Linked DNA regions of Homo sapiens: all the other regions are linked to region 2. Evidence: read pairs that join two places in POLR2A ChIA-PET (ENCODE). Cell type or tissue: PC-9. All regions are shown on one strand. Region 1 overlaps SLC13A3 (solute carrier family 13 member 3). Region 2 overlaps EYA2 (EYA transcriptional coactivator and phosphatase 2). Region 3 overlaps EYA2 (EYA transcriptional coactivator and phosphatase 2).

Evidence for each region. Peaks named below come from ENCODE experiments on the same cell type or tissue, not always from the same donor. Only the 100,000 strongest peaks of a DNase experiment are listed, where the experiment ranks them.
Region 1: POLR2A ChIA-PET joins it to region 2 with 15 read pairs; 2 of 35 experiments call an interaction of 5 or more read pairs at or near these places.
Region 3: POLR2A ChIA-PET joins it to region 2 with 11 read pairs; 2 of 35 experiments call an interaction of 5 or more read pairs at or near these places.

What each region holds. Positions count from the first base shown.
Region 1 is chr20:46,562,878-46,570,877 of GRCh38, reverse strand. It overlaps SLC13A3 (solute carrier family 13 member 3), which reads left to right. Exons shown (of 13, transcript NM_022829.6): 11 at 4,488-4,649; 12 at 7,327-7,464. Among named protein-coding and RNA genes, the nearest start is that of OCSTAMP, 16 kb to the right of the region's middle. RefSeq lists an enhancer at 2,005-2,506. In PC-9, no CTCF peak of the experiment used is centred here; a DNase peak (open chromatin) is centred at 6,117.
Region 2 is chr20:47,120,816-47,128,815 of GRCh38, reverse strand. All of the region lies in intron 9 of EYA2 (EYA transcriptional coactivator and phosphatase 2), which reads right to left. Among named protein-coding and RNA genes, the nearest start is that of MIR3616, 42 kb to the left of the region's middle. RefSeq lists an enhancer at 2,579-3,092. In PC-9, no CTCF peak of the experiment used is centred here; DNase peaks (open chromatin) are centred at 3,085 and 3,865; H3K27ac peaks cover 1,680 bases.
Region 3 is chr20:47,026,859-47,034,858 of GRCh38, reverse strand. All of the region lies in intron 5 of EYA2 (EYA transcriptional coactivator and phosphatase 2), which reads right to left. Among named protein-coding and RNA genes, the nearest start is that of EYA2-AS1, 130 kb to the right of the region's middle. In PC-9, no CTCF peak of the experiment used is centred here; DNase peaks (open chromatin) are centred at 1,498 and 7,608.

The DNA.
Region 1 (8,000 bases), 560 kb after region 2:
TATCGGACAGACAAGCCTAATGACATGACTAAGATCCAGATTCTGAATCTTACTAGGGCACGTCATATTATTTATTTGGGCAAATCACTGAGCTTTTTTATGCTTCAGTTTCTTCAACCATAAAATGGAGATAATTGTACAGATGGTTCCTGACTTCACAACGATTCGACATACGATTTTTCAACTTTGCAATGGTGAAAGAGTGATATGCATTCAATAGAAAGGGTACTTAGAATCTTGAATTTTGATCTTTTCCCAGGCTGTGATATGTGGTGGGACACTCTCTTGTAGATGCTGAGCAATTATAAGGGTAAACAACAGATATTCTACAGTGTATAGCATTGCCAGATGATTTTGCCCAAATGTAGGCTAATGTCAGTGTCCTGAGCGCATTTAAGGTAGGCTGGGCTAAGTTATGATGTGAACAGGTAGGTTAGGTGTATTACATGCATTTTCTACTTCAATATTCTCAATTCGTGATGGGCTTATTGAGACATAACTCCACTGTAAGTCAAGGAGCATCTGTAGTCTGTATTCCATGAGGTTGCTATGAAGATTAAGTAATATTTACAAATTACTTAGAAGAGTGCCCAGCACAGAGTAAGCACTATGTTGCTTTGTTAAATTAAATGATAGATCATATTCAGTGCTTACTAAGTACAGAGAGTGTTTCGTGTGCACTTATTTAATCCTTACTGCAATCGCTTAAAGAAATCAAGGAACAGAGATGTTAATTAATTTGCCCAAAGTCACACAGCTTGTAAATGGTGCAGTGGTTTGAATGTTTATACATGTACATAAAGCCTTGTCTTTTTTCCTTCCTTTAATCAAATTCGCTGGTCTCTTTACCTAGGAATTATTATACAAAGTTGTATGCACACAGCCGAGCCCGTTGTGTTTTACAAAGCCTTTTAAAAGATTTTCAAGGGTATTTTGGCCACAGGAGTTTTTGACTTCAAATATTGAACTTATGCCATAACAAACCCCCTTATAAGATGCTCCTCTACTGTATATCAAAGACACCAAGAAGAGAGGACCTGGTTGAAGTAAGAAAACAGGAGGAAGAGGGAAACATCACTGTACCAACTCCATCTCCCCACCTCCCATTTTTGCAAGGTGGCCTTGGGTACTTCTGGTCATCTTCAAGGCCACTAAGGAACATAATTTGACAACCACTGTGCTGGGTGATTTCTGAGTTCCATCACTTCAGGCATCTTGTGACTTCATGCTACTGGTTATGGCAGGCGCTAACCAAGCGCCCAGCCACTTTCCTAGGCCCTTTATAGATTCACTCCTTTTCTCCCAACAATAACCTTCTGGGACAGGCACTATCATTATCCCTCGTTTACAGATAAGGAAATTTTAGCACAGAGAGGTTAAGTGACTTGCCTAGGAAGTTAAGTGACAGCTAGAAAAGATTAAGCTGGGAAGCAAACTCAGTCTGACTCCAGAGCCCCTTCTCTTCACCTTCTGGCCATGCCACCTCTGACCTTGGCTGTTGCTGGTCCCTGGAGTCCCTGGGAATACTGTGGGGCTGTGTGTTTCCAAGGAAACAAAGCTTCCAATTCCTAAGAATATGGGAAAGAGTCTGGGGCATGGTGGCTCATGTCTGTAATCCCAGCACTTTGGGAGGCCTAGGCAGGAGGATCGCTTAAGCCCAGAGGTTCAAACCAGCCTGGGCAACATAGTAAGACCCTGTCTCTACAAAAAAAAACACTTAAAAAAATTTAGCCAAACATGGTGTTGTGTGCCTGTAGCCTTAGCTACTCAGGACACTGAGGTGGGAGGCTTGCTTGAACCCAGGAGATAGAGGCTGCAGTGAGCTATAATTGTGTCACTGCACTCCAGCCTGGGTGACAATGTGAGGCTCTGTCTCAAAAAAATAAATAAAATAAAATGGGAAAGGGCAGGTGAAGTCCCTTTAGAGTCCCCAGTAGAACCCTACGCAACAGGCGTTTTCCTCTCTTAGGAAGCTGCCAGACCTCCCTCCAGCGCTGGAGCTGTGCCAAGGCCTGTGTGGCTGCGAGGATGCTGGCTGGAAGCCCGGTCACTCAGAGGCCCAGCTACGGGGCAGCTCCTGGCTTCTCACTTGCCCGAGTCATTAATATTCCCTCTCTCTAGCCCCTCTCCCTTTAATTGCGCACAGAGCTGTCAGGTCAGACTCTTTGCCAGAGCTGTGGCCTATGGGAAAAACCAGAGGTCCCATTTTCTCCCTGCAGCACTCCTTGCAGCCAGGTTAGGGGCTGTGGCCTCCACGCTGCCACTTACCGTATTCCCCAGGCTAGCAGACAAACTGCAGGTGTACCAGAAACACCTTAGTTTCATGAGGACTCTTCTGGGGACAAATATTTTTAAGCATTTATTATTCTTACATTGAAGGTAACTTTTAAGTCAAATTGTAGGGGCAAGTGTACTATTTTATTTATGTAAAAACTGTATGCTCTATTCTATTTTTTTTTTTTTTTTTTTTTTTTTTGAGATGGAGTCTCGCTCTCTCTGTCACCCAGACTGGAGTGCGGTGGCGTGATCTCAGCTCACTGCAACCTCCGCTTCCCTGGTTTAAGTGATTATCCTGCCTCAGCCTCCTGGGTAGCTAGGATTACAGGCGTGCACCACCACGCCTGGCTAATTTTTGTATTTTTTTTTAGTAGAGATGGGGTTTCACCATGTTAGCCAGTCTGATCTCGCACTCCTGACCTCAAGCGACCTGCCCACCTTGGCCTCTAAAAGTGCTGGGTTACAGGCGTGAGCCACCATGCCTGGCCCTGTATGCTGTCTTCTAGAATCGATTATGAAATTTTTAAGTTCTGAGTAAGCAGGGACTTTTCTATTAAAAGTAAAAATATATATATAAAGTGTCTTTGGTATACTGGATTGATAAAAGGGCTATGGTAGCAATACATTGGATTCTGAATGTTAATGGACTAACCCAGCTCTGCCCTAGATCAGCTCCAAAACCTACAGCTTTGTTCTAGGTCTAAGCAAACGGTGGCTTTATTGTGATCTTGCTGCATCACAGTTGCACCAGGGGACAGCATTGAGCATATTTTGACATCCTCAGCTTTGCCGTTTTGTGGTTATAATGATGTGTTGGGTCAGTTATTTAAGGATGCATTTGATGGTGAGAGGACAGAGGTGCGGAAGAGTATTCTAGATGTTATACACTGGTAAATAGGGTAGCTTCTGGAGAAGTCAGCAGAGAGAGCACCCAAATAATTCTGCAGCACTGACAGGCGAGTGGAGTCTCGGTGAACTTCTCTACCCGTCTCTGCCCTGGAGGACTGGAGTCAGCACTGGGCATTGCTCTTAATTTACAGACAAGGTGACAGACTGGTGGGTCCAGAGGAAGATGCTGATTTGCGGGGAGCTTTGCAGAATCACACATCTTATGGAGGTAGATGGGTGTCTCAGGCACTACTTTTAGGGATCCTGGGCAAGTCACAAAAACTTTTTCAGGCTGAAGTTCCTCCTCAGTAAAACAGGAACCAATATTTACCTTTTGGGATGGTTGGGAGGAGTCAAGGAGCTAATGCCTGCAGGTGCCTGGTCCCCTGTAAAGCCTCAATAATGGTGATTCTTACGACAATGAATAATAATGCAACGTTAATATTTGTAGTATTATCATTGTAGTAATTATCCTTATTACTGTATGTGTGTATATATACAAATACATATATATATGTAGCTTTTGAGACAGAGTTTCTGTCGCCCAGGCTGGAGTGCAGTGGCGTGAGGTTGGCTCATTGAAACCTCTCCCTCCCAGGTTCAAGCGATTCTCATGCCTTAGTCTCCCGAGTAGCTAGGATTACAGGCACACATGTGATTTTTGCATTTTTAGTAGAGGCAGGGTTTCGCCAGGTTGGCTGGCCTGGTCTCGAACTCCTGACCTCAAGTGATCCGCCTACCTCAGCCTCCCAAAGTGCTGGGATTACAGGCGTATAAATACCATTATTATTGATAATTACATTGATTGTGTTGTAGTTGATGTATATCTGATACGTGTTTTATATATGATATATAGTAAGTCTTGTATATATATTTCATACATATTAATATATTATTAAATAATAATTATAAAAATAATGAATATTTTATATAAGTAACTATTATGATTTGGGTAATTAATAACCTTCACTGGAGGGATGAGAAGTTTTACTACTGAGGGTCTGGTTTGATTTCCCTTTCCCACTTAAATCGGTGCTTAGGGGTGCTAGAACCAAATGGATTATTGGAGACCCAGGGGTTTGGGTCCCTGGCCTGTATGAGATAGAGTGGAGAGCAGTTCGAGAAGTAGAGAGGCTGCTGGCTCAGATGTGTGACCTTGGCTCGAATGTGTGACATTGGACACGTCACCTCCCCTCTCTGCACCTCAGTCTCCCCATCTGGGAAGGGGTATGGTCGTCATTGTTGTGATCTATCCTAACCCTCTCTGGGGGGCGGCAGCTGGGGATGGGCTGGGGTATGAAGGAATGCCTTTCCCTCCGCAGGAATCGGGGCTGTCTGTATGGATTGGTGGGCAGCTGCACCCCCTGGAGAATGTGCCCCCCGCCCTGGCTGTGCTGCTCATCACTGTGGTCATCGCCTTCTTCACTGAGTTTGCCAGCAACACGGCGACCATCATCATCTTCCTGCCGGTCCTGGCAGAGCTGGTGAGGGTCCTTCTGGGGAAGAGGGGAGCACCCCTCCCCCAACACACATTCAGAAATCTTCCCCCGCCAAGGGACCTTCACTGGGGGCCACAGTTGCCATTGCTGTCTTCCAAAATACATGAACGTATCAGAACCACAGTACAATTTTTTTAAATACTGGATGTTTTCCTTCAAAAAATGTATACATAGAGTAAATATTTTCAAAGTGCTCCCAATTCTCTCTTCTGGGAAAATTAACCCATGGTGACATGGAGAGTTTTCTAGAACAGGTAAATTACCAATTTTGGATGAAGAAGAAGTAGAAAATCTGAGTAAACAAATGGCCATAGGAGAAATTCTAATGGAAGCAAAGCAGTAGCCTCCCTCTAAAGCAGGGGTTTCAACACTGTTGATAGTTGGGGCTGGATCATTCTCTGTATGGGGCTGATCCGTGCACTACAGGGTGTGTAGTGGCATCCCTGGGCTCTGCTCACTAGAGACAAGTGGCGCCTCCCTAAATCATGACAATCCAAATGTCTCCTAGCATTCCCAAATATCCCCGTCAGGGGAACAAATCCTTCCCCCTACCCAGCTGATGACTCCTGGGCTAAAAATCACCAGCCCCAGGCCGGGCTCTGCCACTCATGCCTGTAATCCCAGCACTTTTGGAGGCTGAAGCAGGCAGATTGCTTGAGCTCAGGAGTTTCAGACTAGCCTGGGCAACATGGTGAGACCCCATCTCTGCAAAAAATACAAAAAGTAGCCAGGCTTAGTGGCAGGTGCCTGGGCAACAGACCCAGATCCAGATCCTGTCTCAAAACAAAAACAAAAACAAAATCACCAGCCCCAGGTGGTTTGCTGGGTGAGAGCTAGCAGATTTGCAAGGAACAGAGAGTTCCCAACTCACCCAAACTGTTCACCAGCATAGAAAAATAGACATGGCCACTCAATTTATAGCTAGCAAAACCCTGGCCCCAAAACCAGGTAAGGAGAGCAAGGGAAGAGAAAGCTATAATTCAATCTCCTGTAAAAAGAAATGCAAATAGCAAAATGAAACCATGACAGAATGAAAAGAACAATATACACATGATCAGGTAGCTTTTATACTAGGAGTTTTAAAAAGGAAACTATCAATATAGTTTTATATTTAAACAGATTAAAGACCAGACCATGTAATTACCTTAATGTAACCCACGCTGATAAAATTAAATCAATGATGCAAGTAAATGCTTTGTATGCAAACAGTGATGCCCCAGCACACATACCTGCAGCACCTTGTCTTTGGTTTCTGTCTGCTTATTTTATGCATCAATTTATCTGTGTTAGCACACAGATATACACTGTGTTATTTTTCAATGACGGGAGAATATTCCATTATAAATGGACAGTTGTTGGTTTATTTAAGCAATCTCTCTGCCCAATGGAAATATAGGTATTTCCAGACTTTGCTGTTACTCAACAATGACGTGTCACCTGAGCCTTGTCTATGCATTCATTGATTACATCTAGAGAAATTCCTGTGACTGAGATTCCTGGGTCAAAGAGCATGTACGTTTAAAATGTCGTTAGAGATGAGGAAATTGCCCTCCAAAGTGGCTCACCATTTTATAGCAGTATGGGGTGGGAGTCCTCAGAGGGACCTGGTCACTGAGAGAAATGAGAGTATTATAGGGGGTATGGGGACGGAGACGGAGCATAGAACCCAGCCAGGTCTGTAAGGGGCAGCTTTTGCTGGAAAAGACACTTGTAAATGACACATTCTTGTAAACTTTGCTTATCATCAAAATCAAAAAACATTTTACATGCAAGGGGGTGATTTTAGAGCTTTTTGAGAAAATAAATATGCTTTGGGTTGCAAAAATTCCCTAGAAGGCCCAAAAATATCCTATTTAAGTAAAACGCCATAAAAGTGATCAGTATGAATTGTAGGCAGGAGAGGTGACAAACTGGTGGCCCACTAGCTGAGGCCAGCTCATAGGGGGGTTTGATACACACAGTCTTAGAAATTTGGAAGAGCTGCCAACAGATGCTCTCATGAGCTCTCTTTCTCACTGAAATCCAGGGATGCCCCCAACAAGAGGTATCCAGAGGCCAACTCTGGGTTGAGATTGTTTGGCTGAGGGAAGGAGCAGGCAGAGGAAGTATTTTAAAGCCCTGGTTCTCAGTGTACAGTCCTTAGACCAGCAGCACCGGGGGAACACGTCAGGAATGCAGATTCTTGGATCCCACCCCAGACTTGCTGAATCAGCAATTCTGGGTGAGGTGGGGCCAGCCATGTGGGCTTTAACCAGCCCTCCAAGTGCTTTTCTGCACTCTCACATTGGAGAAGGAGTGTTCTAGGTACACCACCCCAGCCCATCCCTGATCAAACCACAGTGTGGCCCTTGAATGTCACTAACCCTGGGAATGTTCTCTCCACCTCTCTCTCGATCTGGTTCTCTTCTTACCTGCTTGTCTCTGTTTCTGCCTGTGCATGTGTCTTTCTGACTGCCTTTCTCTCTCTGTCTCTCTAACTCTCTCTTCTCACTTGTCCCTGTTGTTCTCTGCCACTCTGCCAATCTCTATGGATGTCTTTGTCTCTCTGTCTCTACGTCTTTGTGTCCCTCTTTCCAACTGCCTCTCTCTCTCTCTCTCCCTCTTGCTGTGGTCGCTCTGCGTTGGTCTCTCTCCGGGTCTCTCCCACCTTTTCCTGGCCCAGGCCATCCGCCTGAGAGTGCACCCCCTGTATCTGATGATTCCGGGCACAGTCGGCTGCTCCTTTGCCTTCATGCTCCCGGTCTCAACGCCCCCCAACTCCATCGCCTTCGCCTCTGGACACTTGCTGGTCAAAGACATGGTGAGTCTGGGCATTTCCCAGCAGAGGCCCCGGGATGTGGGTGGGCCGCAAGGGGGCGGGCAAGGCCTCTATGCAGGACTCCTGCACGCTGACCCCACTCCCCAGTCTCTGAATAGATCTTTCTGAGTGGGACCAGGAACATACATTTAGCAGAGACTCTGGGATGATTCCTGCACTTAGACAATCTCAGGAAACACTGCCTTAGTGACTACTTTCCAAAATTTGCTCCAGAGGCAAGGAACTTCCCCTTCCCTCTGGACCCCACTTCGTGCCCAGAATCTTCGGGGGAGAGAAGCAGCAGACACACCCTAGGACTCAGGGGTGGGCCTCAGTGCTCAGCCAGCTGGGAAGGAGACAGAAGCGGAGGACTGTAGCAGTGGGAGGACCCCACCAGCTTTCAGCAGGGCCCAGCCATTGGCAATATGTTCCCTCCCCCGGAAGGTCCCTGCTGAACCAGCTCCTCCCTTCCCGCTCCTGACTCCTGCGGCCTTTTCCCTCTCCACTGGCTTTGCAAATAACCCTTCCAAAGCTGTCAA
Region 2 (8,000 bases):
GAATATGTGTGAACTTTGTGTACATTATCCCATTTCCTCCTCAAAATATCTTTTCCCTGTTTTACAGATAAATCAAAACTCAGACTGATGAAGTGACTTGTCCAAGGTCACGCTGCCAATAAGTGGCAGAGCTGGGATTCAAATCTAGGACTGTCTAACTCAAGAATCCAAAATCTTAACCATTTTACTCATAAATATATCTTCATGGGAACTAGTAACATAAAATGAAATGATTTATTAGGAAAAAAAAGCTTAGGGCAGATAACCACCAGATTTTTTTTTTTTTCGTAAATGCCTGATTTGTAACTGTTGATGTCTACTTTTAATGAAACAAACAACATGTTTAATGACAATTACACTTCCAAAGTGAGGAGAAACGGCAGGCAGCTGCCACCTAAAAATCAGCCCTGATTCTTTTCTCAGGTCTCAGGCTGGCTTTCCTCTCTGATAACTGCAATGCTGGTCTTTGGAGGGGACAAAAGGAGAGCCCACAGGGTGGGAAACCGTCTCCCCTTATTGCTGTGGAGTATGTGTGTCTTTAATTTCCTGGACTTGATATGAAAAGGCAAAGCTAACTGGAAAATCCCTTCCTTGTCAGCTGCCATTTGCTGCCTGCCAAAGGCCGGGAATGGCTCTGCGGGAACCAGACACCTTGGCCGCGATTGGAAATCAGCTCATTTTAGCTGCCCCCGAAGGGCTCAGAACCATCTCTCTCTGCTCCCAGCCTTTCCCCTCACTTACTTGTAGCCCATGTCTTTCTAGGATGTCACCCTAGGAGTCAAAAACAGGTGTGTTTGTGAAAAGATTAACTTTAGGGCCTCTTTAGATCCATTAATCTTATCAAATGCAACATATCCAAAGATAATTTTCAGAAAACAGCAACACTCTCTGAATAATGTCTTGGTCTGTCAGCAACGCTAGCTGTCTGTTTCGCTCTTGTCAAGGGTCTTGCAGGTGGGATGCCACGGTCAGTCCTTCCAGATAGAAACACGAAGCCTACGGCCCTTGCTCTAAGAAGCTTGAATTCTGACATCTTAAGCATTGGACTCAACCCAGTCCCAGGATTAAGCCCTCCAGGACTGTCTGCTTATCTTTCCAGCTTCAGACACAGCTCTGAGCCCTTGGGGAGGAGAGTCTTGGGAGCCCCAAAGAGGCATCAGAGATCTCTGAACACATCCCTCAGCCCAAGGAGGCTCAGAGGGTGAAATTAGTTAATCTGCTTTGTGCTCTTCATACATATTTTCTTTTCTTTTTTGTTATCTTGGCTCACTGTAACCTCTGCTTCCCGGGTTCAAGTGATTCTCCTGCCTCAGCCTCCTGAGTAGCTGGGATTACAGGTGTGTGCCACTACAGCTGGCTAATTTTGGTATTTTTAGTAGAGATGGGATTTCACCATGTTGGCCAGGCTGGTCTCGAACTCCTGACCTCAGGTGATCCTCTCGCCTCGGCCTTCCAAAGTGCTGGGATTACAAGCATGAGCCACCGAGCTTGGCCACATAAGCATTTTCTTAAGGAAACTTGCATAATAAGTAGAGGTAGATGTTTGGGAATTTGGGGACTGTCTTCAAATATTCTTGTACTAACAATTTCATCCGTAACTAACTGTTCAGTTGAGAACAGTTAGTGGCACTTTAGATGTGTTTCTGAAGAATTTCTGGTGGCCTGGTTAACAAATTCACTAAGTTAATTAATTAACTTTTTTTTTTTATAAGAGATTCAGCCTAATTTTGAGGGGGTGGGGTGGGGACTGATGGGTGCATTAATATTGCTTTTGTGTGTTTACAAATTGCTTCTAGAGTGAGCATTTGAGCATTCTACAAGAATGAAAAGTCTGAGTAATTATATAAGAATGAAACATTTGAGGATTCTACAAATCAGGGTTTTTCCGCTTTGGCACTGTTGGCATTTTGAGCCAGATAATTCCACGTTGTAGTTCCATCCTGTGGGTTGTAGGAATTTGAGCAGCATCCGTGGCCTCTACCCACTAAATTCAGTAGCACGCCTACCCAGTTGTGACAGTCAAAAATGTCTCCAGACGTCACCAAATGTCCTCTGAGGGACAAGATCACCCCTAGTTGAGAATCACTCCTCTAAATGATTTTTAAAATAATGAAAAAGCTTGGTCCTTAGTGTTAGTAAATTAACTTTGGAATTACAGAGTGGGCAATGAAACTAACTTTCTAACTTGTTAATGAAACCAGCTTTCTAACTAAGAGATGAACTAAATGAAAAAAAACAAACCTAAGTCTCTCCCCGCCAGCTGAGTGGGAGGTGCCACTTTCTTGTCTCAAGGGGCAGCTCTGCCCAGTAGTTAGGACTGACTCCTGCAGCCAGACAGCTGGCTGCAATCTGCGCTCTGCCCTTATTGCTAGAAGGTACGTGACTTGGGACAGGCCACTTAACCTCACGAAAACCCACGGCATCTACCTCCCTGAGACAGGTTAGGGAGGTGATGGGTGGAAAGCACTTGGGATGCATGGGCGGCTTGCGGCAAGCACTACTAGCGGGCTAGTCATCCTTGTTCACAGAATCGCTTCTCCGGGGCCTGGTTGGTCACACCTAGCATTTGCACTGGGCTGCCCCTTTCTCAGGTGCCACGCGAAGGGAAGGTCGGGGGAGGCGTTTGGCCTCGCGCTTTGCAATCCCAGGCCCTTTCCTTTCTTAACACTCAGACTGCATTTGGGCTGGGCTTGTGTCTCCTTGGGGGCCTTGTCTGGGCTTGCAGACTGTTGCTGCAAAGTGCAGACCTGCCCGTCTGCAGACCTGCCCTCTCTGGAGATGTCTCAAAAATACAGGCAGCTTGCTGCCTGCCTTCGCCTCACTTTTCTTCTGTGTCAATTACCCTGACGTCCTGAACTTCAGGACACATGTGCTTCAGCACCAATCCTGGAATGGAGATCTCCTCCCCTCTCTCTTTTAAAGAAAAAAAAACACACACAAACACACAAAACACATCAAAACCATCACACTATCCAAGCCAACTGGGTCTTTAAAAAATCACCGCCAAGGAGCTGTTTACAAGTTGAACAAATAATTACTCTGCCACAAGGAAGAAAAGTATTAATTAAAGCTGTTCATTAAACCAGCTCCCTATTCTGTGGGGTTTATCTCTTGGAAGTGTCAGCCAGAGGTCAGGAATGGATTAACACACAACAGAGAGCTTTGCCAGTTAAATCTCCTCCTTGTGGTTAGCTTTTAATAATAAAGTTGTCATTAAAAGAAAGAATTTAATGGTTTTAATTGGGTTTAATTACTTGGAAACTTTTGGAAGGCAGATCAGCTTGTTTAAAAAAATTTTTTTTAGAGGAAGACAAGAAAATGATGCTGATAAAGAAAAAATAAGTTGATTCACATGTTTAAACAGTAAAGTTAAAAAAAAACTTGGCTTCTTCGACAGTTTTGTGGGAGAACACCAAAAATAGAAAAGATAATGGGTCTATCTGTACTAACAAGAACTTAACTGGCCAGGCAGGTGGCTCACACCTGTAATCCCAGCACTTTGGGAGGCCGAGGCGGGCGGATCACGAGGTCAGGAGATCAAGACCATCCTGGCTAATACAGTGAAACCCCATCTCTACTAAAAATACAAAAAAAATTAGCCGGGCATAGTGGCAGGTGCCTGTAGTCCCAGCTACTCGGGAGGCTAAGGCAGGAGAATGGCGTGAACCCAGGAGGTGGAGCTTGCAGTGAGCCGAGATAGTGCCACTGCACTCCAGCCTGGGCAACAGAGCAAGACTCTGTCTCAAAAAAAAAAAAAAAAAAAAAAAACTTAACCAAAAGACTGTAGGATACATTCCATCATCGCTGAATCACAAGAGTCAAACTCATGACAAATGATGAAATCATGGTCAAATTTAAGAGAACAAAGAAAGATGTTGAAACCGGTTCCTCTTTTGGGGTTTTGTGCAACTATTCAGCCTCTTAGAATTTTTTTTTTTTTAATCTTTGAAGAATGTTCTTTCAGCTGGACATGTCTAGCAGCTTTTAAAGTATTTTTCTAGGATATAAATTTAAAGGCAAAAATAACAAATAAATAGATAAAATGGATTGTGGATATGGAGTAGAGTGACCAACTCTCCTGATTTGCCTGGGATTGAGGGGTTTCCTGGGTCTTGGGACTTCCAGTGCTACAAGTGGGAAAGTCACAGACAAACCTGGATGAGATGATCACCCTAACAGGAGTCACTGCCCAGGGCTGAGGGGCATGTGGTGACATGGGAGATGGGTTTGTTTATGGAAAGTCATTCCAAGGACTCAGAACAGGGTTTGATGCCCAGCAAGTGCCCGCTGCTGCCATCAGCATTGACAACATCCCCATCAACACCACGTGCTTTCTGCTTATTATTAGTAGTCGTCACACTTCAGCACACTTCCTCAGATAGAACATCTTACATAACCAGCAATGTGCTTCTAAAGATGCAGCTCTTTAAAAGATACTATATGTATAGCACACCCTTGACATAAGTGACTCCATCTTAGAAAAAGACTCCATCTTACATTTTAAAAGTCATCAAGTCAACAAGAGTCCAGATGTCTACCTAATCAATAGAGACAACACCCAACCAGATAAGGGTGTAACCCTTTACCACCAGTCCTCACCAGAGGACTCAAGGGTCATAAAATGAGCAGGACCTCACCAGCTTGACATCTTAACACATTCTGTCTCACTGTCACTTGTCATCAGCACCCAGAATTTGAAGCTGAAGGCTCTGCCCAAATAAAGGACTCTTGGAAGATACTGGCAAGTGCCCGGATCAGGACTCTCTCCTTCTACATGTCACTCTCCTTGGACTGGTTCATTAGGCCCCCCACTCCCCCACCTTTTTTTTTTTTTGAGATGGAATCTCACTCTGTCACCCAGGCTGGAGTGCACTTGGCACACTGCAACCTCTGCCTCTTGGGTTCAAGTGATTCTCCTGCCTCAGTCTCCCAAGTAGCTGGGATTACAGGTGTGTGCCACCAGGTCTGTCTAATTTTTGTATTTTTAGTAGAGACGGGGGTTTCACCATGTTGGCCAGGCTGGTCTTGAACTCTTGACCTCAAGTGATCTGCCTGCCTCGGCCTCCCAAAGTGCTGGGATTACAGGCGTGAGCCACCGTACCCAGCCCGTTAGTCCCTTTTCATATCCCCTTTATTCTTGATGCCTAATGTTGCTGTTTGGCATGAAATTCTAATCTATAACATTTATATATCAATTAAGTATACTATTATGTATGGTTTGCAATATTGACTGACTTGTGGAGTGGTTTCAGCCTTTTGTGCTCATGGCCCTGACTACCAAGTGAAAGGGTAATATTAAGGAGAATTGCCTCCTTGGGAACTCCAGACAGGTCATTCTCTTGTCTTCCTCTAGCTAGTGGCTTTCATAACTGAAATAGCATCAGTGAAAGCCTGACCTTGTGGAAAGACATAAACGTGCGTGGACCTGGTTATATCTGACCTTGCCCCACTCATGACAATATTTTAATAATAATATATAGTTTCAAATAGCTAGAAGGAGGATATTAAACATTCCCAACACAAAGAAATGAGAAATGTTTGCGATGGTGGATATGTTAATTACCCTGATCTGATCATTATACTTTATATGCATCGAAACATCACCATGTACCCCATGAATGTGTACAATTATTATCTGTCAATTAAAAAAAAAAGTGTCATTTGCTTATCTACAAAAACTCTTTACTACATAGGAGGTACAGCTCCAAACACTCGACATGTATTAACTCATGTAATCCTCCCCCAGTGACCCTATAAGGTGAGTATTATTGTTATTACATCCATGCTACAGAGGTGAAAACTGAGGCACAGGAAGGCAAAGTGACTTGTCTGAGGTCACATGGCTAGGAAGTGGAGCTGTCTTTGGATCTGAGTAGTCTGGCTCTTGAGACCAGGGGTGGTGAACTTTTTCTATAAAGGTTTGGAAAGCATATATTTTAGGCTCTGTGGCCCATATGGTTTCCATCATAACTATTCAACTCTGCTGCGGTAGCACAAAAGCAGACATAGACAAGATGTAAACGAATGGGTGTGACTGTTACAATAAAACTTTATTTAAAAAAACAAGCTGGGGGAGTGGGGAGGGAGCAGATTTGGCCCATAGGATGGATGTAGTTTGCTGACCTCTGCTCTTGACCACTTTGCAATGCTGTCTCCTTGCTCTCAGATATTGAAAGTCCCTTGCCTCAAGGAGCTTATATTCTAATGGCAGAGAAGGGCATAAAAAACTAAGAAACACGCCTGTAATCCCAGCACTTTGGGAGGCCGAGATAGGTGGATCACGAGGTCAGGAGATCGAGACCACCCTGGCTAACACGGTGAAACCCCATCTCTACTAAAAAATACAAAAAAAAAATTAGCCGGGTGCGGTGGCGGGTGCCTGTAGACCCAGCTACTTGGGAGGCTGAGGCAGGAGAATGGCATGAACCCAGCAGGCAGAGCTTGCAGTGAGCTGAGATCGTGCCACTGCACTCCAGCCTAGGCGACAGAATAAGACTCCATCTCAAAAAAAAAAAAAAAAAAAAAACCAAGAAAATAACTAAGAAACATTTCATTTCAGAGAGTGACAAATGTTATGAAGAAAATGAAACATGATGACATTAATGTTAGGGAGATGATAGGGAATGAGGGGACTGTGGCAAACTGAACACCTGAGCCATTTATAGGGGGTGGTTTCTGGGCAGCTGCAGCCAAGTGATGCCATTTGGGATTGTGGGTGCAGCATGCCCAGATCTTCTGATTTTTCAAAAGAAACCAGAAAGCTGGATTTGTATGTGAAATATCCTGATTTTAAATGCTGGCAACAAATTTTAAAAGTAATAAAAAGGATATGTTTAAGGGCCAGGTGTGGCCTGCAGATGCCCTCAGTGTGATGTCTGGCCGAGGAAGGAGCTGGGGTTGGAGGGCAAGTTTGAGGGCTGGGCCAGGGAACTTGGGGCCTTGGTCAGCTCAGTTGGGTTTAGAATGGCCTTTGGAGTTCTGGGTCTGATCCCTTCTCTGCCACTTCCCAGCGTGGTAGTCTTGGGCAGAGCTTGTGTCCTTCTGGGTTGAATGGGGATTACTATGTTTAGCTTGCAGGTTCGTGTTGAAGACCAAGGAGATGACCCATGCAAAGGATCTGACCCAGTGCTATGCATGGGGAGAGAGATTTATTTTATTTTTAATTGTAGAGACAGGATCTATGTTGTCCAGGGTGGTCTCAAACTCCTGGACTCGAGTGATCCTCCTGCCTACTGTAGGTTTCTGATTATGGATTATATGCTACAAACTGAAAGTCATCATAAAAGTAGATACTTCAATTTTGTTTTTTAGCTGTACACATACAAATTTGACAACGAATGAAATGAATCAATTCCTTGAAGACCATAAACTACCCAAACTCACCCAAGATGAAATAACTACCCCTACGAAAACATTGAATTCTGGCGGGGCACGGTGGCTCATGCGTGTAATTCCAGCACTTTGGGAGGCCAAGGTGGGTGGATCACTTGAGGTCAGGAGTTCGAGACAAGCCTGGCCAAACATGGTGAAACTCTGTCTCAACTAAAAATACAAAAATTAGCTGAGTGTGGCGGCGGGTGCCTGTAGACCCAGCTACTCCGCAGGCTGAGGCAGAATAGCTTGAACCCAGGAGGTGGAGGTTGCAGTGAGCTGAGGTTGTGCCACTGCACTCCAACCTGGGCAACAGAGAAAGACTCTGTCTCAAAGAAAACCCAACAACAACAACAACAACAACAACAAACTTGAATTCCTAATTAAAAGCCTCCCAGAAAACAAAAAAGAACTGCAAGGGCTAGATGGTTCCAGGGGAGAATGCTATCAAATATTCCAAAAGAATTAGCACCAATTCTCCACAATCTCTTCAAGAAACTAATGAGGAGGGAACACTTCCAACCCATTCGATGAGGCCAGTATTATCTGGACACCAAAACCAGATGATGACAGTATAAAATTCAAACTCAAGAACTAACAAAAAGTCCTATCTGAATTTCCAAGTAAAA
Region 3 (8,000 bases), 94 kb after region 2:
TGCCACCACCAGAAGCCAGGAGAGAGGCATGGGACAGTCTCCCTCTGAGCTTCCAGAAGGTACCAACCTTGCCAATGCCTTGATTTCAGACTTCTATCCTCCAGAACTGTGAGACAATAAACTTATATTCTTCAAAGTGACCCAGATTGTGGTGCTTTGTTATGACAGTCTTAGGAAACACATCCAGGCAATTCTGTTGACTTACTGGCATTCCTCAGTTTTCCTTTTAACTTTGGTGGGGACAGGGCCTCGGGCACAAGGATAGCCTGGCCTCTGAATTGCAAAGTTGGGGATCCCTCCTCGCCTTGGTCCTGGGAAGCTGGTTCACCCACAGCAAAGCACATCCCCTCTCTAAGCCTCCACTTGCACACTTATGCAAGGAAGATATTGAACAAGATTCCTGCATCCAGACTCTACTCATCTCCCTGCCCCCACACAGTTTTTAAATATCCTCAAACTACCTGGCCTATTCTTTTATTTAATATTTCCCTTATATCAGCTTAATGTTGACTCACATTTTTGCGAAACTTACCTGTGTCCTAAGCCCTATCCGTATAATCATTCACTGTTTTTACTTAAATAAATTTGTCTGAGAAGACTTTATATTATTACTGTAAATAGAAAATCAATACCACTTGCCATTAATGATAAATACAAAACACAAAAAATACATAGGGAACAAATGTTTTTAATTCTAGCCAAATACTGTTGTCTGCCAAAGACCTTAAACCTAGGGTTTGCTCTCATCTTGTTAAAAAGAAGTATTTGCAGGGATTAGAGACACATTGAAGATATATCAGCATCAAATAGAGACTTCCTTCCTCCCTTTATCACTGAATCAGAAGGGCTGAAAGATGACAGAAAGGGGAATGACTTCCTCACTATGTGACCCAATGACTTTGAGTGCCACTTTCATGTTCCATGTAAAATAATCTCTTGTGCCAATAAATTAGTCAGGAGAGGTTATGGTATGATGTGGTAACAAACATCCCCAATATCCCACTGGCTTGAATGCAATCAAAGTTGATCTATCTTTCATGCTATATGTCCATTGAGAATCATCAGGGACTATGTTCACTGGAGTCACTCAAGGGCACCAGTTAAAGGAGCAGCCTTCAATTTGAACACTGGCAGAGTCTTGTATTGGCCATTGAATGCTCTGGCCTAGGCATGACATGATCATTTCCACTCTCAGTTCAGTGGCTAGAATTAGCTGACTGCCTCTCCCCGACACCTTGCCTGCAAGAAGGGCAAGAAATACAGTCCTGCCACTCTGGGTCATTGTGTATGATTCAGTGTCAGGAACAGCACTAAAGGCAGCCATAGCAACTCACCCAGGCCCCGGGATGGATTGACTTAGACCAACTCATATCAGGAGTTGGCAAACTATGGTCTGTGGGCTGGTCACCTGTTTTTGTAAATAAAGTTTTATTGGAACACAGCCATGCCATTTGTTTATGTGTCATCTATAACAATGTTCACAGTGCATTGGCAGAGTTGAGCAGTTGCAACAGAGACTGTATAGCCTGCAAAGCCTGAAGTTTTTCCTATTTGGACTGACCCCTGACCTAGATGATCTCTATCACCCCTTCTAGAAATACACTTCTGGGATCCTGGGTTGTCTCTAGTAGGCTTCGGTATTTGCCTCCTCTTGGCTCTCTTCTCTTGCTCCTAAGCGATCAAAAATACTCCACTGACCTAAAGGTCAGGCAGCCGGCTAGGGCTCACCTGCAGCAGCAGCTGGGATGGCCCTGAGCTATGGTCTTGGGGGTTGCACAATCTTTTTGAGCTGCCAGTTCTTACAGGCTGCAGTTTAGGGCTGGAGTAGCAGAGATGCAAAGTGTGGCGAGACCTGGCGAGGCCTGCTGCGGGAATTGGAAGGGGGCCCTGGTTGCCACAAAGGGAGACACATACGGGGACAGCAAATGGCTGCAGCAACCAAAATTCAAGATTGCAGGCTTCTCTGTGAAAACAGTGAAATGTGGGAAGTTTTGTCCATTTCAAGGGGAATGGCTAAATGCCGTGGTATATCCATAACACTAACCATGATAGCCAAAGCAAGGAAGCACTTGACTTTGTCCCAGGCTTCACAAAAGCTACTCCTATAAACCCCATTTCACAGATGAGAAAATCAAGTCTCACAGCCAGTGAGTGCAGAGGCGGAGATTCAACCCCAGCATCTGGCTTTCTCGATGCAGTACTGCAGCGTCTGCAGAGGCCAAACAAGAGACTAAAGTGGGTTTGTTTGAACCGACTTTGAGAGATCTCCGAGACATGTTAATTGGCGAAAAATATAAAAGACAACTTATAAAACAAGATGCACACCAAGATATTACTTGTGTTTAAAAAAACAGGATTTTCTACTGGTGAGAAGAAAAATAAGCTCGTAAATGCATACATAGAGAATGTTCTGGAAAGATACACACTAATAGCACTGATGTGGTTTAAAATAAATGTATGAAAAATAAAAAGCAGTGTAAGAAGGCAGGTGGATTCAGGACTAGGGGGCTAAGCTGCCTTCCTGGGACATGTGTAAAGCTACTGAATGGGAAATAATACAAAAATCAGGAATTCCCTGCATGTTCCCCGGGCCCAGGGAAAGAAGCACATAACTCAAAGGTGGGTGGAATCTGGACTCTGGTCCCCGCTTTACCACCTGAACTTTTAGGAGCAGCAAAAATCTGGTTTGCTTTAAGGGTACATACTGAGCATCCCACAGCCTGGCTTCTGTCCTGGCTGTGCCTCCTCTCTGAACTGAGGAGTTGCAGGGTCTGTGTGTCTGTCTGTGCCTCTCTAATAAATGGCTCCCTGCCTGAGGCTGTATTTCCCCTACCCCTTAATTACCCCTTTCAATTCCTGAACAGAAGGCTGGGCTGCCTGGGCTGGGAGCAGGCTGCTCTCCTTTTATCTCTAAGGAATTAGCAGGGCAGGGACTTGTTCCTTGGATAGGACTCTGCATTTTTTGTGTGTTTGTACTGGTTTTTAAAATTTGGTGCATTTTTTTTCCTTTTTCTCATTCCACTCCCCTTCCCCCACCCCTGCCCCTGCCAATGATCAGATGGCAGAGAGATTTCATCTATGACTTTTCAACAAATTGTGCAGGTGCAGACCCTGGTTGTGGGCCCAGTTCTCATTTCATCGAAACGTCAGAAATAAAAATGATAAACAAATGAAATAAGAAACAAGTGACACAAAAGCAACGTCATCAAAGCCGTGCTCTGGGCCTTCATTCCTCTGGGAGTAAAAGGATAAGTTGTAATAATTCTAGAATTTTCTGAATGGGGTCACTGAGATCTGGCAGGCATTGTCACAGGTACACTTGTGAATACTGGCTTCACTGTGTCTGACCTAGAGAAGCGGAGGGGAAGGGAGAGCTAGGGACAGGTCAGGCACTGTCTCAGGACAGAACTCCCTCCTGGCCTCCTTGCAGCCCTTGCCATCCCCCCATAGTCCACTCATCCCAGCAGTCAACTGGTCTTTCTGAGATGCAAACCAGATCACCTGCCCTGTTTTAGAACCCCATGGCTTCCCGGTGCCTGAGCACCGGCCAACTCATTCCCCACCCCTCTCCCCTTGGCTCCTCAGCCACTTGGCCTCCTATCTGCTGGCGACACTTGTGACCCATGGCTGGCTCTTCCGAATTTGCAAGTGCCAGCTCCACTGTCACTTCCTCAGAGAGCCTGGCGTCCTTCCTGGTTTCTCTTTGTTACATCTCCCTGTTTATTCTCCTTGGAGCACTCATCACAGTTGACATCATCTTGTCATTTGCTCATTTCCTTACCCACTGCGTGTTGCAACTGAATTGTGGCCCCCAGATTCGTTATGTTGAAGCTGTAACCCCCAATTGTGACTGTATTTGGAAACAGGGCCTCCAGAGTAGTAATGAAGATTAAATGAGGTCATAAGAGTTACAAGGTAATAACTGGTGTCTTTATAAGCAGCAGCAGCCTGGTGTGCACCTGTAGTCTCAGCTACTCAGGAGGCTGAGACGAGAGGATCGCTTGAGTCCAGGCATTCGAGGTTATAGTGACTACGATTGCACCACTGCACTACAGTCTGGGCTATAGAGCAAGACCCTGTCTTTCAAAAAAAGGAGACACCGGAGATTTCTCTCTCTGTGAACCCAAAGAGGAGAGGCCATGTGTTCACAGAGCGAGCATATACAAGCAAGCCCTCACAAGGAAGAGAATCTGCTGGCACCTCCATCTGGGACTTCTAGCTCCCAGAGCTGTGAGAAAATAAAGTTCTGTTGTCTAGGCCACCAAGACCATGGTATTTTGTTATGGCAGGTTAACTAGACTCATGCACCGCCTGTATCCTCCCTGGGATATAAATTCCATGAAGGTGTGGCTTGACTGTCAGCCTGGGGCTGTGTGGCCCATGCTTAGCATGCTGCCTGCAACAGAGCCTACGCTGGTGAATGTTTGCTGAGTGAATGACAGATGTTCATTCCTACACCACAGCCACCTCTCCCCATGCCTGAACCTGCCACTGTGTAAACCAGTGGTTGGGTGGCTGCAGTACCCCTAGGGGGTGCCTGGAAATTCATGGGGACACTTTTATTGGAGGAACTAGTGGCATTTAGTGGGCAGGTGACAGAGGTGCAGACATTCTGCAATGTGTGGAGAGTCCAGCAAAAGGAAGACCATTCCCAGGTCCCACCTGACTTTCAAATATCCAACCAAACATTCAGGCAGATAAGATCTGGTTTTAATAATATGACCCTAGAACACAGAGCTCAGCCAAATCCAACCCACCACCTGCTTTTGTAAATAACACTGTCTTGGAAGACAGCCTTGCCCATTCGTTGTCGTATTGACTATGGCTGTTTTCAATCTACAATGACAGAGTTACGAGTAATTGGGACAGAGACCTATGACCCTCAAAATCTAAAATATTTACTCTCTGGCTCTTTTACAGAAAGTTTGCTCACCTCTGTTCCAACACATCAGTCCATTTTACAAGCAGAATTTTTTTTCAGGGCTTTAACATACATAGAACTTTGTAAGAATGCTATTGTAATATGTTCAATTGTAACTGTACTGTGTTCAATAATTCTTAATTGAATATTTAACGATGTTCAATTATGTGTTGTAGAAAAAAGAAAAAGAGATGGGGTGAATGAAACTTGGAAGAAGTGTTATAAAAACTTAGTGAGTAGGCAAGGAGCTTGGGTGATATGGGCAAAATGTAAAGATGTGTTAAGTATAGAGAATAAGGAAGTTAGTAACCTTGTAGACAGAATGAATGGGAGGTATGAGGAAAAGGATGTAAGAGACAGCAGTGCTACTTATAGAGGAAGGGGTAAAAGGAGTAGGTAAGCCTTAAATATGAAGAAGGACCTGATCATGCTTCCCCTGCAGATACAGTTATGTCAACCCCAAATTGGCCACCCACTGGTTACAACCATTATGGCATCATTCTGGTTCCACCTGTCTTCTGCCCTGAAAATATGGATAAAAGCCATGGCTGCCCATCAAAGTAACTGGCGAGCTACAGGGTGGCCAGGCAAAGTTGCCACAGCATGTCTTCGATAAGCTCCTTCTATGGGCTGAGCCCTTGTTCAACTTCAACTCTTAATTCTAGAAACCACGCCATCATTATTCTTCCAGCTGATGTGGCTGAGACAGGACACATCCATAACCTGTGGCCCTTCTGCCTTCTTACACCCTGTCCTGAATATGCTAACCCCCATTTCTTCCCCTTCTGAGCTCAGAGTCCCCTGCCTTCACATCAGTTCTCTCCATGGTCATGATAGAGAACACAGTTAGCAAAATGGCAGCCTGTGGGCTGAATCCAATCTGTACATGTGCTTTGGCTTGCACAGTAAGTTTTATTTTATTTTAAAAATTTGTTGCTACCAATTTAAGTCTTTTTAATTGGGAAATTTCTTATAAAAGATTTCTGGCATTTGTTTTTTTTTAATTTAAATTTTGAATAATCTATGGCATCGCAATAACCAGCTTTAATGGGGTGGGGCTACCCCGGTATATAGGGCTGGGGCTCCTTAGTTTGCCACAGGGCCACCCAGCCATCTTCACACACTGACCTTGTGGGCTGGCTCATGAGGCATCTGGATCTGTGACCAGTGGCAGAGTGAAGAGCACAGGCTTGGAGCCAGACAGTTGCAGACTCTGTCTTGGCCCTGTGTCCTAGAGCTTTACAGGTACAATTTTACATGTGTTGTGCCATCATTGGATTATTGTCCATCTCTCATCCCTGGTGTGAACTCCAGGGGGGCAGGGACTGTATTTGTCTTGCTCACCTCTGCTTTCTCAGCACCTGGCACAGTGCCTGGCACAGAGGAGATGCTCCCTTAATATCTACTGGGATGACGGCTATATGAAGGCACCAGCTTCTGTCACTCACCAGCTCCTGATGCCACACGTAGACCTGCTTTGCTTTGAAAATCCGTCTGATAGTGGGGGCAAGAAGAGAAGAAGGTGAAGCATCTTCAAAAGAGAAACAAACAAAATGCTCAGGATATTAGCTTTTCCATTTCTGCTTTTGCATGTCTAGGAAAAACCTACTGTCTTAGTGCAGGCTGCTGTCACAGAATGCTGTCACCTAGGTGGCTTAAACAGCAGACATTTATTTCTCATAGTTCTGGAGTCCAAGAAGTCCAAGGTCAACGTGCCAGCTGGTTGGATTCCTGGTGAAGGTCTTCTTCCTGGCTTGCATATGGTCACCTTCTCACTGTGTCCTTGCATGGCCTGTCCTCAGTATGTGCATTCAGGGAGAGACAAGGAGGTCGAGATCTCTCTCTCTCTTTCTTTTTATAAGAACAGCAATCCCATTCTGAAGACCCCACCCTCATGACCTCATTTAACCCTAACACCTCCCAAAGGCCTCATCACCAAAACCCATCACATTGGAGGTAACAGCTTCAACATATGAATTTTAGGGGCGGGAAACAATTCAGTCCATAACACAACTTAAGAGTTAGCTTTGAAACATTGCTTAGACCTGTGCTGCCCAATAGAGTAGGTGCATTTACAATTAATTAAAATTAAACAAAATTAAAAATTCAATTCCTCAGTTGCACTAACCACATTTCAGTGCTCAGTAGCCACCTGTGGCTAGGGGCTATCACGTTGCACAGCCACTCAGAGGATTTCCATCATCACAGAAGGGTCTGTTGGACAGCACTGCCTTAGCAAATTGCTGTTGAACTAAACTCCCTCCTGATCCCAAACTCATTCTCAATCTCTCCAGCTGTTTCCGCCTGTTACCTCCAGTGGCTTTTGGAGATAGGGGTGACCAAATCTAACTTGTTATGTAACTAGAGGAAAGACCCTCCATTTAAACTCTATACGTTCTAAATTCAGAAGACTTTAGCTCAAGCAAAAGGCAGCAAGCCTGCCAGCACACATGAAGGGGAGGGGAGAGTGACCCCCCAGGCTGGAGGTGTTGCACAGGGGCGAGAATGCTGACATGCATGGGGAAACTTCACCCACTTCATTGTGTGCAGAAGAGTTGCTGATTCACATTAGGGAACTCGGCCTCAGTCCAACAACCCATAGGATGCCAAGACTGGCTCCTGTCTTGACCGATGCAGTGAGATCAGGAAGATTTAGACTGCTCAAAACTGGCTGGGCTGGGACAGCCTGAAAGATGCCATCACCGGAGAGAAATAGGGAAATGACTCCATTTCACCATGAGGAGGCCACTGGGCTCCACTCTCAACTATGGCCACACCTATCACTCAAGTTCTCTGAAACATACCTCACTGATGAAATAAGCCAGAGGTGGGGGAACCCAAAGGAGGTGATCTGTGTGGTTCCCCAAGTCACCACTTAGCTTGTGATTTGCCCCATCTAGACATCTCGGGACCTGTGGTTCAGTTAAAATATGGAGCAAGACTGCAAGATGTGGGCATGAAGCCAGCCTTATACGTGTTTGTATGCTTCACAAGGTGTTTCAAAGAGAGTGTATATCAATTGTCCATATTGAAAAAGAATAAGGAGATTTCACATTAAATAGAGTTTTAGGGATCACTT